Linked DNA regions of Homo sapiens: region 1 is linked to region 2. A link is a contact called in ENCODE Hi-C or POLR2A ChIA-PET data. All regions are on one chromosome and are shown on one strand. The core of a region is the stretch at or near the end of the contact, and the rest is flanking DNA. Distances in the headings are between cores, read along the strand shown.

The links. Hi-C counts contacts between places; a loop is a spot of excess contacts on that map. ChIA-PET counts read pairs that join two places held with the same protein, here RNA polymerase II (POLR2A). Pooled maps may share reads with other maps.
Region 1: a loop to region 2 is called in a pooled map, with 3 times the contacts of the local background. The contact joins two enhancer-like sites. A Hi-C loop is called at or near these places in 1 of 168 maps with a recorded cell type or tissue (dorsolateral prefrontal cortex) and 2 of 50 pooled maps. POLR2A ChIA-PET finds 5 or more read pairs at or near these places in 3 of 52 experiments (HepG2, activated CD4-positive, alpha-beta T cell and activated T-cell).

Annotation. Positions count from the first base shown.
Region 1 is chr6:150,810,306-150,815,912 of GRCh38, forward strand. All of the region lies in intron 11 of PLEKHG1 (pleckstrin homology and RhoGEF domain containing G1), which reads left to right. Among named protein-coding and RNA genes, the nearest start is that of MTHFD1L, 53 kb to the right of the region's middle. RefSeq lists enhancers at 3,055-3,154, 3,395-3,544. Within about 2 kb of position 3,771, at least 10 of the 41 ENCODE cell types and tissues checked have a DNase peak (open chromatin) inside an H3K27ac peak, as active enhancers do.
Region 2 is chr6:150,570,471-150,576,173 of GRCh38, forward strand. It overlaps LOC124901429 (a long non-coding RNA gene), which reads right to left. Exons shown (of 2, transcript XR_007059810.1): 2 at 2,447-2,967. Among named protein-coding and RNA genes, the nearest start is that of PLEKHG1, 27 kb to the right of the region's middle. Within about 2 kb of position 2,680, at least 2 of the 41 ENCODE cell types and tissues checked have a DNase peak (open chromatin) inside an H3K27ac peak, as active enhancers do.

The DNA.
Region 1 (5,607 bases), core at 2,521-5,020, 240 kb after region 2:
GTCACCCAGGCTGGAGTGCAGTGGCGCAATCTCCACACAAGAAAAAGCAAACTGCAACCTCTTGTGCCTCAGCCACCCGAGTAGCTGGGACTACAGGTGCGCACCACCACACCTGGCTAAATTTTGTATTTTTAGTAGAGACAGCAAGACCCTGTCTCAAAAAAAAGAAAGAAAGAAAGAAGGAAGGAAGGAGGGAAAGAAAGAAAGAAAAAGAAAGAAAGAAAGAAAGAAAGGAAGAAAGGAAGGAAAGAAAGAAAGAAAATTGAGAGATAGAATATATAGGAACTACATCTCAGCTAAACCAGCCATTAACATCAAAAAGACTCACATGGGGCCAGGCACAGTGGCTCACTTTGGGAGGCACTAGCACCTTGGGAGGCTGAGGTGGGCAGATCACCTCAAGTCAGGAGTTAAAGACCAGCCTGGCCAACATGGTGAATCCCCATCTCTACTACAAATACAAAAATTAGCTGGGTGTGGTAGCACGTGCCTGTAGTCCCAGCTACTCAGGAGGCTGAGGCAGGAGAATCGCTTGAACCCAGGAGGCGGAGGTTGCAGTAAGCCGAGATCGTGCCATTGCACTCCAGCCTGGGTGACAGAGCAAGATCCTGTCTCAAGAAAAAAAAAAAAAGATTCACATGAATTGCAGGCTCTGTGGAGGTGGTGGTGTTTTTCCTTTTGGGGCTTAAAAGAAGATCAAGTTATGAGAATTATTCAAAGGTGCATGAAGCACCTATGGGTGTAAAGCTGTGCTGGGTCCCATGAGGGTGCTCGGGAGACAAGATACAGATTCGGCCAAGAAGGAATCTGTAGATGGGGAGCCAGCTGCCAAGCCATGAACCGTTTGCCAACCATGAAGACATAACAGAGTATAACCCAGGTGTTGTGGAAGAATAAAGTGTTCAATTGCGTTGAGTGGAGAGAGGAAGGAAAACATCTTTTACCTCAGTCTTAAAGGATAGGGAATGTTTTTTTTTTTTTAAAGACAGGATCTTACTCTGTCGCCCAGGCTGGAGCACAGTGGTGCAAACATGGCTCACTGCAGCCTTGACCTCCTGGGCTCAAGACATCCCACCACCTCAGCCTCCCAGAATAGCTGGGACCACAGGCTTGTGCCACCACACCAAGCTAATTTTTGTATTTTTGGTAAAGGTGTAGTCTCATCATCTTGCCCAGGCTGGTTTCAAACTCCTGGGTTCAAGTGATCTGCCTGCCTCAGCCTTTCCAAAGTGTTGGGATGACAGGCATGAGCCACTGTGCCCAGTCTTAGGAATATTTTTATTAAGTGGGAAAAAAGGAATTAAGGAAACCAGACCTAGAGACCTGCATTAAAAAAAAAAAAAAAGAGAGAATGTATGCGCTGTGTTCAGGGCGCACAGACGGTGCCAGGATGGGAGGGCTGAGTTCTCAGGGACTGAGGCAGGGGCTGGGGCAGGGACGGGAAGGGCAGGAGCCCCTGGAGGGCTGTGAGCATGTGCTCTGAGGAATCTGGACGCGTTCACACTGGGAAATTACTGCAGGCTTTGGAGGAAGGGGAGATGGCGCAGTCAGTCCTGTGTTCTGAGAGTGTAACTTTGGGGACAAGGTGACAAATAAGTGGCAGGAGTGAGGTTGGAGGCTGGAGAAGATAGTAACCCACCACCATGGCCTAGAAAGGAGCTGAGCAGTGCTGCCGTGGAGCCACAGCGACAGAGGGAACAAATGCAGAAAGTGCCACTGAGGCAGGAGGCAGGATTTTGCCCACTAAAAGTCAAGGCTGAGTCAGGGGTTGAAGGAGAGCATGGTACTGTGAGTTCTGAGACAGGCAGGGAGAGGAACCTGTGAGATGGGAGTGAGAGAGAGGAGCCCTCTGCTCTCACTGGCACCCGTGCTGCTGGGCAGGGTCAGCCACAGGTGGAAATTCAGGTCTTGGAAGCTAAGGATCAGGAGACTCTTGCTAGAGGCAGTAATTGAAGCCCTAAGGTTTAATAAGATGGCCCACAAAAATGTGCAAAGGAAAGATGAACCCTTGGGAATCCCAACATCTAAGTGATCAGCAAGCGGGTGGGGGGATTTGGAGAACAGCCAAAGAAAGATTGAAAGAGTAGCAGAGGAGGCAGGGAGGATGTCTGAGGAGAAGGCACTGCGCTAACAAGGAAAAAGCACATCTCAGAGATGGGGGAGACACAGTCTCAAAGGCTGCCGAGGTCAAGGAGATTTAAACAGAAAAGCAGATTTTATATTTGGCAACTAAGAGAAAAGGGAGAGATCACAGTGGGTTGCAGAAAAAGGGGGATTAAGAAGGAACGGAATGGGTATAGACTTTTTTATATGTAAAGTTCACAAAAGGAAGAAAAAATGATAGTTTGGAGAGAAAGGCAAGAGCAAAGCAAGACTTCTCGTCTGGCTCGAATGCCGAGTCCATGAGCAGATGGCAGGGAAGGAGGAGGAAGGTGGGAGAGGAGACAGTGGCTCACTTCTTGTTGGAACGGGGCCTGGGGAGGTGGGAAGGAAGAGGATGGGACACACAGGAATAGGGGCTCATCTTGGAAAGGGCTGGAAGCATCTCTCTGAACCAAGGGAGAAAAAGATGAAAGACAGAGGAACTTTGAGGTGGACTTGGGGGAAGACAAAGGGTTCGATTTCACTCGTGCAGATAATAAAGTCATCTGCTGAGTGAGTGAAGCAGAGAGCAGGGGTGTCTGAGGGAAAGTGGAAAGGATCAGAAGAACACTTGCTGGCCGGGCGCGGTGGCTCACACCTGTAATCCCAGCACTTTGGGAGGCGGAGGCGGGCAGATCACGAGGTCAGGAGATCAAGACCATCCTGGCTAACACGGTGAAACCCCATCTCTACTAAAAATACAAAAAATTAGCTAGGCGTGGTGGCGGGTGCCTGTAGTCCCAGCTACGCGGGAGGCTGAGGCAGGAGAATGGCGTGAACCCGGGAGGCGGAGCTTGCATTGAGCCGAGATCACGCCACTGCACTACGGCCTGGGCGACAGAGTGAGACTCTGTCTCAAAAAAAAAAAAAAACAAAATGGACCAGTCACTAGAGATGACTAGAATAGCCTGTGAAAGACATCAAAGACCCAACTGAGGCTGGCCCCCATGAATCAGTGTGATGACGTCATTTCAAAATCTGCTCAGCAGCTTGGAAACTACTGGTGAAAACCGTGGTGTGTGTGGGTTCCTCCAGGTTGGGAACCGGCAGAGCTGGTAGGGGAAGGTTCCCAGGGCGGGGGTGGGGAGGGTGCCAGTGAGCACGCAGTTGCAGTAATTGGGCATGACATTAGGCTGAGTGAAGAGGAAAACCAGCTGGCGACAGAGGCGTGGGGTGAGGGACTGCAGTATTGTCATAAAGCCCGGTTCAGCAGGACTTAATGTGAGAGAGAAGGAAATACCCTAATCTGTAATTGAAGAAGGGACTTTTGGAGTCCTGCCTTAGAGGTGGGACGGTTTTGAGTGTGATCAGGTTCTGGAGGTGGCTCTGATTCTGTGCTGCTGCTCTGGAGTGGAGGAAAAGGTCATTAGAAAGTGGTCAAGGAACTAGGGTGGTGGGTGGATTATTCACATGGATGGTGAAACAGTCCAAGTTGGGGCTGGGAGGAGTGAGGTGGAGCAGACAATGGGATGATGATCATGAAAATTGAACTGGGTGGAAAATAAGGGCTGAGATTTCTGAGAAAGGGGACAGTCTGTTTTGTTCTCTGTATATTTTGACAAGCATTTGAAGCTTGTTCTCAGGACTGCCAGCAATGATTTGGTCCTCAGGAAATGAATGTGCATAGGTGTGGACTTGGACCTAAGCATGAGTTTTCATTTCGTCAGGGTGTTATGAGATGAAAGGGAGCTCATGCAGAGAGGGGACTGCATTTTCTTTATGATTAGTCATTTTGTTGCTGGCCTGGTGCCTTAGAATGCCCTTCTGAGCAATGGCAGAGTATCTTTGATGGGCCCCACCCATTGTTTACCTGTCTGCTGGGAAAATCAAAATTGCTAACAAGATTCTGAAAGGCAGTTACAAAATGAGACCCCCTTACATACCTGTCTTTCTCCCACGCTAGGCGTGTGTGCCTCAGGAAGTTCCCTTTAAGTATTCAAATGGTTAATATAGTCAATATAACATCGTACTTTCTCCCCAAGTTGTCGATCCTTTCTATCTAAAAACATCTTTTCAGTTACAACTTATTGAGCATACACACTGTGCTGAGTACTTTATATTCTTATTTCACCCTCACCAAAATATGTTATGAGGTAGTTCTTATTCTTCCCATTCTAGAAAAAATAAAAACAGAGGCTGAGAGACATTAAATAAACTGCCCAAGTTTATATAACTAGTACATGACCAAGCCTGGATTGGTCTATCTGGCTCCAAAGAGCATCCTAACCACATTATTCCCACTGGCAATAAAAACACCTTTTTTTGTTTTGTTTTGTTTTGAAACAGCGTCTCACTCTGTCACCCAGGCTGGAGTGCAGTGGTGCAATCTCCATACAAGAAAAAGCACACTGCCACCTCCACCTTCTGGGTTCAAGTATTCTTGTGCCTCAGCCACCCGAGTAGCTGGGACTACAGGCGCACACCACCACACCTGGCTAATTTTTGTATTTTTAGTAGAGATGAGGTTTCACCATGTTGGCCAGGCTGGTCTCGAACTCCCGGCCTCAAGTGATCCACCTGCCTCAGCCTCTCCCAAAGTGCTAGGATTACAGGCACAAGCCACCACACCCAGCCTCAAACACGCTTGTCTAATATACTTTATTCACTATAATGTAATCATAATTTTCTATTTAAGCAGGATTATCATTAAAGTGAACTTTCCACATCTTTCCTCGAGATTATTTCTTATTTTCCTAAAGTTTTCAAAATGTATTTCTATTATTTCTGTGAAATGAATGCATAGTGGGAAATTTTAAACATCAAGAAATGTATCACCAGTCTAATAATGTCAACACAGCTGTGGGAAACTCATTAGTTACAGCCTCCCAGCTGCCTTCCGTTCTTTTAATTCAATGATGGTCCTTGGCTGACACCTAGTGGAAATCCTGGAAACAGTACTTTAAAAATTAAATGTCCAGACAAAAAAAAATTCTTGAAGTCAGCTTTACAGATACCAGGGAACTTCTTGGAAATAGCCATATTGCCCATTAGTATATGTGGTAAATAAATTTAACTCTTCTCCAAATTAATTGAAAATAAAGGTGAAGGTATTTTGCATTTTATATATTAGTATGTTTCTGTAATTGCACTTCCCAGAGAGAGACTGAGCTAACATTTGTGTTTGCAAGTAATTTCAACTCATAATCTCAAACTCTGAATGTATGAGAGAGATAGCTATCAGGTTACAAAAATTGAAGCATTTGTTTTCTCTAAGGTGACTGTGTTGAGGCTCCCCCAAGCCCCACACTTTTTCACTAAACGTGATCGCCACTTAGCCGAAATATTTGTACTGGGATATCACAGATGGTAGCAAAATAGAGTAAAATTATTTTAAAAGTTATTTTTAGCATAGTGTTTTGTAGGTTAAATTATACTACCCTTAAAAAATGAAAATAACTTTAAAGAGGCAAGAAAGGCTACAATCCCCTAGGACAGTGGTCTTCAACCTTTTGGGCACCAGGGATT
Region 2 (5,703 bases), core at 1,430-3,929:
CTCCAGTGTTACTTTCTTATGTGACTACAGTCAATTCAGCTAAACTCAACACAGATTGGGCGCCAACCCCTGTGCCCAGCTGCTTATGAGATCGCTCTCACTATCTGTCCTGGTGGTGCTGTGGGCTGCAAATGCCCAGTGCTTAGTATCTTCCCTCCTAAATGACCTCCCTTCCCATAGGTCCCCTATCTGTCATCACTCATCCTGCTTCCTGTCTTTGAAGTGAAAAACCCTACCGTTTGATTCTTTCCTATTCCTCAGTTATAATATCCAAGCTGTCAGGTTTCTGACTTCAACAGCCCTCTTTGGTATAGCCTTTCTTTGCCCCGTCCCCAACTGCGATATTCATTTGGTTTCTTTCCTTTTGGCAGAGATTTCCATGTCTCCTGTAACAGTGCTCCTTCTACTGCTTCTTCCTGCACCAGGGCAATCTTTCATCTCCCACACCTATCCCTCCTCCTAGCATTGCAGCAGCCTGTAGCAGCATCTATAAGCTCTCCAGAGAACTCACAAGTCTTCCTGTCCAGGCTGCAGGATACAGCAGAGTCCGAGTGGCCAGGATTTGAAGCCTAATTCTGTGCCACAGTTTACCGAAGGCTTGCATGTGTATTCCTACCACATTGTCCTCCTAATAGCCCTGTGCAGTATAACGAGCAAAGGAACAGATGAATTAACCACAGATAATGAAACAAGAGTTTAGGCTGGTTCAATGCTTGCCCAAGGTTTAAGAGCTGATGACTGGTAGAAGCAGGACTCACATCACTCAAGTCTCAGGGGCAGAGCCCAGAGTTCCCTTGTATCTTTCAGAAACTAAACAATGATCGTTTTGTTTTGCTGAAATCTCCCAGTGGACCCTCACTGTCAGTGAAACCAAGTCTAATTTTATTAACCTGGCTCTCAAGATGGAACCCTCATGGTCTGGTTCCAAGTTACTTCTCTAGATTTATTTCCTGGAAAAATAAACTTATATACTGGATTCATGTACCACACTCCAGGAAAAGGTACCCCCTACAACTCATAGCTGATCCCCAGCTTCAACCTATTTTATAGTCAATTCTCCTTGCAGCAGCCAGAGTTGTCCTTCAGTAACGTGAATGAGCTCATGCTTTGCTCTACATTCTCAAGATAAAATCCCAAGTCATTACTGTGGTGCACCAAGCCCCGTATGATCTGGCCCTGAGGGTCTCTTTAACCTCATCTCTATAATTCACCTGCTTGGTAACTTGCCACGTTGGTTCATTTGTGTTCATTGGATACACTCTGCTGTTCCCTCTGCAGGCCCTTTAAGAGTGCTAGTCGCTCCACCTGTGGTGCTACATCCCCCAACACCTGCATGGTGGCCCCTGTCACTTCCAGAAGATTTTTGTTTGTTAGAAGGGCTTCCCTGATGACCCTCTTAAAAATATGTCCTTTGTCACTCTCTGCCCCTTATCCTGCTTTTATTTATTTATTTGTTTTTTTTTTTTTTTTTTTTTTGAGACACAGTCTCACTCTGCTGCCCACGCTGGAGTGCAGTGGCATGATCTCAGCTCACTGCAACCTCCACCTCCTGGGTCCAAGCAACTCTCATGCCTCAGCCTCCCGAGTAGCTGGGATTACAGGCGTGCACCACCACACCTGGCTAACTTTTGTATTTTTAGTAGAGATAGGGTTTCATCATGTTGGTCAGGATGGTCTAGAACTCCTGGACTCAAGTGATCTGCATGCTTCGGTCTCCCAAAGTGCTGGAATTATAGGCGTCAGCCACTGCACCTGGCCAGCTTTAATTTTATTTTCAGTGCCTAACAGCACCTGGCATATTATGGTATTTGTTTCGTGTCTTTCTCCTGCTATTAAAGCACAAGCTCCTTGAGGGCAGGGACTTTGTGTGCTCAGTTTATTCCTGGATTCCTAACACTGAGAACCATGCCTGCTGCACAGTAGCAAACATTTCCCAAACGAATCAGTTCATCAGTAAAAACAAGGCTGCTTGTTGTTTGGTGTCTCTACATTATTACCTATGCTGTCCTTTCTGCCTGGAATTTGTGGAACGTCCACTTTGCACCAGATCCTGCAAAAGACCTCAATGCTGTACTCTCTCTGCCTATTACTACCCAATTCACTGCACAGCTAAAATGTCATATTTTCCTGACCATCTCCAATCACTTCATCTGCTAGTGGTCTACTCTTGTCTACACCCCAATAGCCATGTCTTTGCATCCCTTTTATGACATTTATTGCCCCCTATCTGTAGTGAGGTTATTTGTGTACCAGATCCAATTCTCATTGTATTTGGGACAGTGCCTGGCACAGACTTTAACACATAGTATTTGAATAGAGTAGTATTTAGAGATACACTATGAGAGCATAATTGTGTATTCAATTCAATGTATAAATAGAAAAGTAAATATAAGTGGAAAAGCCTAGAATAGGTGCAAGAGTGTAAGTAACAAAAGGAAGAGAAAAATGGAGGAAAAACCCAAGAGGAGCAGAGATTTATTATCCTTCCAGAAAACACACATCCTTCTTTAGGTTAATCCCTTTCCATGAGAAAATGGCCTGGAGAAGATGACTGGTTAATTTCAGACACCCTTGACTTCCATTTGTCTATTGGAAGTCAGCTGGATGGCTGTGGGAGCTGGAGGGGCGGAGATAAGGACAGATGGCTATCACTGCTTGCAGTCTTCCGAGGGAGGAGCCGGTCCTGCCTGGGCCTACAGTTGTCAGCACTTTCCCCCGCTGGCCCTGCTGACACTGTTCTGACACCCTGTGCACCACCAGAAAGTTCACTGACCCTTCACAAGCAGGGGTCATAGGTCCATTTCCCAGCGTCATCAGGAATCACTCCAGGCTGTGCACTGACCCAGCTCAGGGAGCAGTGGCCAGCGATGTCAGCCAGCAGGAGCAGGGCAGGGCCCCAGGCAGGGGGGCTGGGGGCAATCTCAGACGAAATCAAAACCTTCATTGCAAAGTCCTGGGTGGTGGCTTCTGAGGAGAACATAAGAAACAGGAGGAGGGAGCAGTGGTAGAGGGGCCTCTCTGCAAGGGGTGCTGGAGGCGACTGCAGTGAGGTGTTTCCTGGTGAGTGGGTCAGATCAGCTCACACAGTGGGGATGAGCTCACAGAGAGTGGGCTGAGAGCAGACCAGGAGTGCACAGGTGGCTGCCCTGTCAGCCTTTTCCGGGAGTGGTGGTGGCGCTTGCAACAACTGCTCTGGCTTTGTCCCCTGCTGACCCAGTGCCAGCAGTCTTCTGCATTTACCCCAAGTTCATCTGCACCCCTTTCTTCCCCAGCCTTACCCCTCGCTCCCTTCCACGAGAGGCAGTATGAATAGACACTAAGTGTGGCATCCAAAAAGCCTCAAGCTCTGAAGAAGAGCCATATAACCCCCCTGCACCTTGATTTCTCCATCTGTAGAATGAGTAGGAGAATACTTACCTGCTCTATGCCTCAAATGAAATGCTTATGAAAAATTGCTACTAAACCATCATGCATACGGTACTCATGTTAGTTTTCTTTAGCCTCCCAGCTTATTTATTTCTTGTCTTCCTCATCTTTGCTTACCTGCCCCTTTACAAATCTGCTGTAATATGGGCAAATCATATTTGTAAAAATGCAATTAAGACAAATATAAAGGTTCAACCCCTGAAAAGAGGTAGCTTTGTGCTTATGTGTATAAACCAAAACCAAAATCTTATTTTTGTTCAAAATTTCAGGGCATTACAGATATTTTGCTTTAGGACATAAAAATATTACTTACAACTGATTGAAACAGGTCACACTAATTTTGTGTCAGATCGCCTTTGTTGGGTGCAGGAGATGATGTTTCTTCAACAGATCTAAGCACCGTGGGTGGCTTTTACTAAAGTGGGGTCCGAGGTTGCTTCGTGAGGTGATTCTAAGTGCGAGTGGGAATTGTTCTAGACCAGCTTTACACCTCCTGCCCCCCAAATTTCTCTCTCTTGCCTACTTGTGATCCCTAAAATGTCACCATCAATTAAATAAGGCAAGAGTACCAGGCTAGAATGACAAGCAATGTTCTCTCATGGACATGATTTAACTCTAGCTCATGTCCAACTTAGAACAACTTTCTAGAAGATAGTACAGAAGAGAACAACTATTTATGCATCTGACACAGAAGAGGGAGTGGTTAAAAGATTTTTGTGAACAAAAAGAGGAAGGAAGCAGTTAGACACTGCTTCTGGCCTCAAAGAGTTTCTGAGGTTCGAAGGGGCGCGCTTACTCATGCTTACTCCAGAGTCGGGCTTCTGTCTGGTGTGGGCTTCCCTGGACAGGTACAGTAAGAGTGCCTTACCTGGCCAGCCAAGAAGACAACAGAGGGTGCTGGACATCTGCGTGGGGGAGATGGGTGGGAGAGGTGGAGTCACCTCAAAGGAGGAGAAAGCACTGCCGTGTAAGGCGGGATGTTCTCTAATGCTATCACCACATATGGCTGAACTTGGTCTGTATGTATTAGATAGACAAGTAGGAGGTGCCATCTCCTATTTATTGTGTCCTACTATAATAAAAAAAAACCAGGCTGGGCACGGTGGCTCATGCCTGTAATCACAACACTTTGGGAGGCCAAGGCAGGCAGATCACCTGAGGTCAGGAGTTCGAGACCAGCCTGGCCAACGTGGTGAAACCCTATCTCTATTAAAAATATAAAAATTAGCCAGGTATGGTGGTGCATGCCTGTAATCCCAGCTACTCAGAAGGCTGAGGCGGGAGAATCAGCCTTGAACCTGGGAGGCAGAGGTTGCAGTGAGCCAAGATCACACAATTGCACTCCAGCCTGGACAACAGAGTGAGATTCTGACTCAAAAACAAAACAACAACAACAACAAAACCCAGCTACCTTTTCTTGCATACGTACTCTGTGTCAAGTACTATTCAAAGTCCTTTACATTTAAGCCTTACAGCAACTCTTTGAGGGAGGTCTATTTGCTCTTCCCATTTCACAGATGAGAAAACGGAAGCCTGGAGCCATTAAAGTAGCTGCTGCAGGGCTCTCAGCAAGTAGATAACAGAACCAAGATTTGAACCCAGGCCCTTGGACTCCAGGGGTTCACTCTCTTAGCCAGAAGCTGAGTCCCCTGTGCTGTGGTTTACGTAAGGCCCACAGAATGGTCCCTCTTCTCGGACACTGACACAGCCAGAACTACATCCTGACCCATCTTGTGCTCACCTGCCAGCCCCCGGGATACCGCATGGCTGCGGCTCATTTCTCTTTCATTCTCCCAAAGGCCACAGATGTTTTAGGGAGTGCCCACAGCAAGGAGCTGGCCAGGGGGGACTGGCTTCTCCACTCCCCTCCATCCTGAGATAGGAGCAGTCCTTAAAACCACCAATGGGGAAGGGCCAGCAGGACCCAGTGGCCCTGTGCCCAGAACCAGGCCCTTCTGACCCTCCCAGGGAGGCACACAGGGTGACAATTCATCACACCAAGGCTTTCCAACAGCTGCTTCTCTTCAGACATATGCACCTGTGCACATACACATGTGCCCACACATGCAGACATGCACACACACATAAACACACATGCACGCACCCAGGGAACAGAGTCATGTAGTGACTCAGCCTCTCCCCCAGTGTCTACACGAGGAAGATGGAAGGTGTTCCTTTGTGCTGACGTGACTGAACCGCTCATCTCTGTATAATTTATGGGCCTCCGTTCCCTCTTGCACTGGAAAGGTAGGCTCCCCTCCCACCTTCTACTCAGGG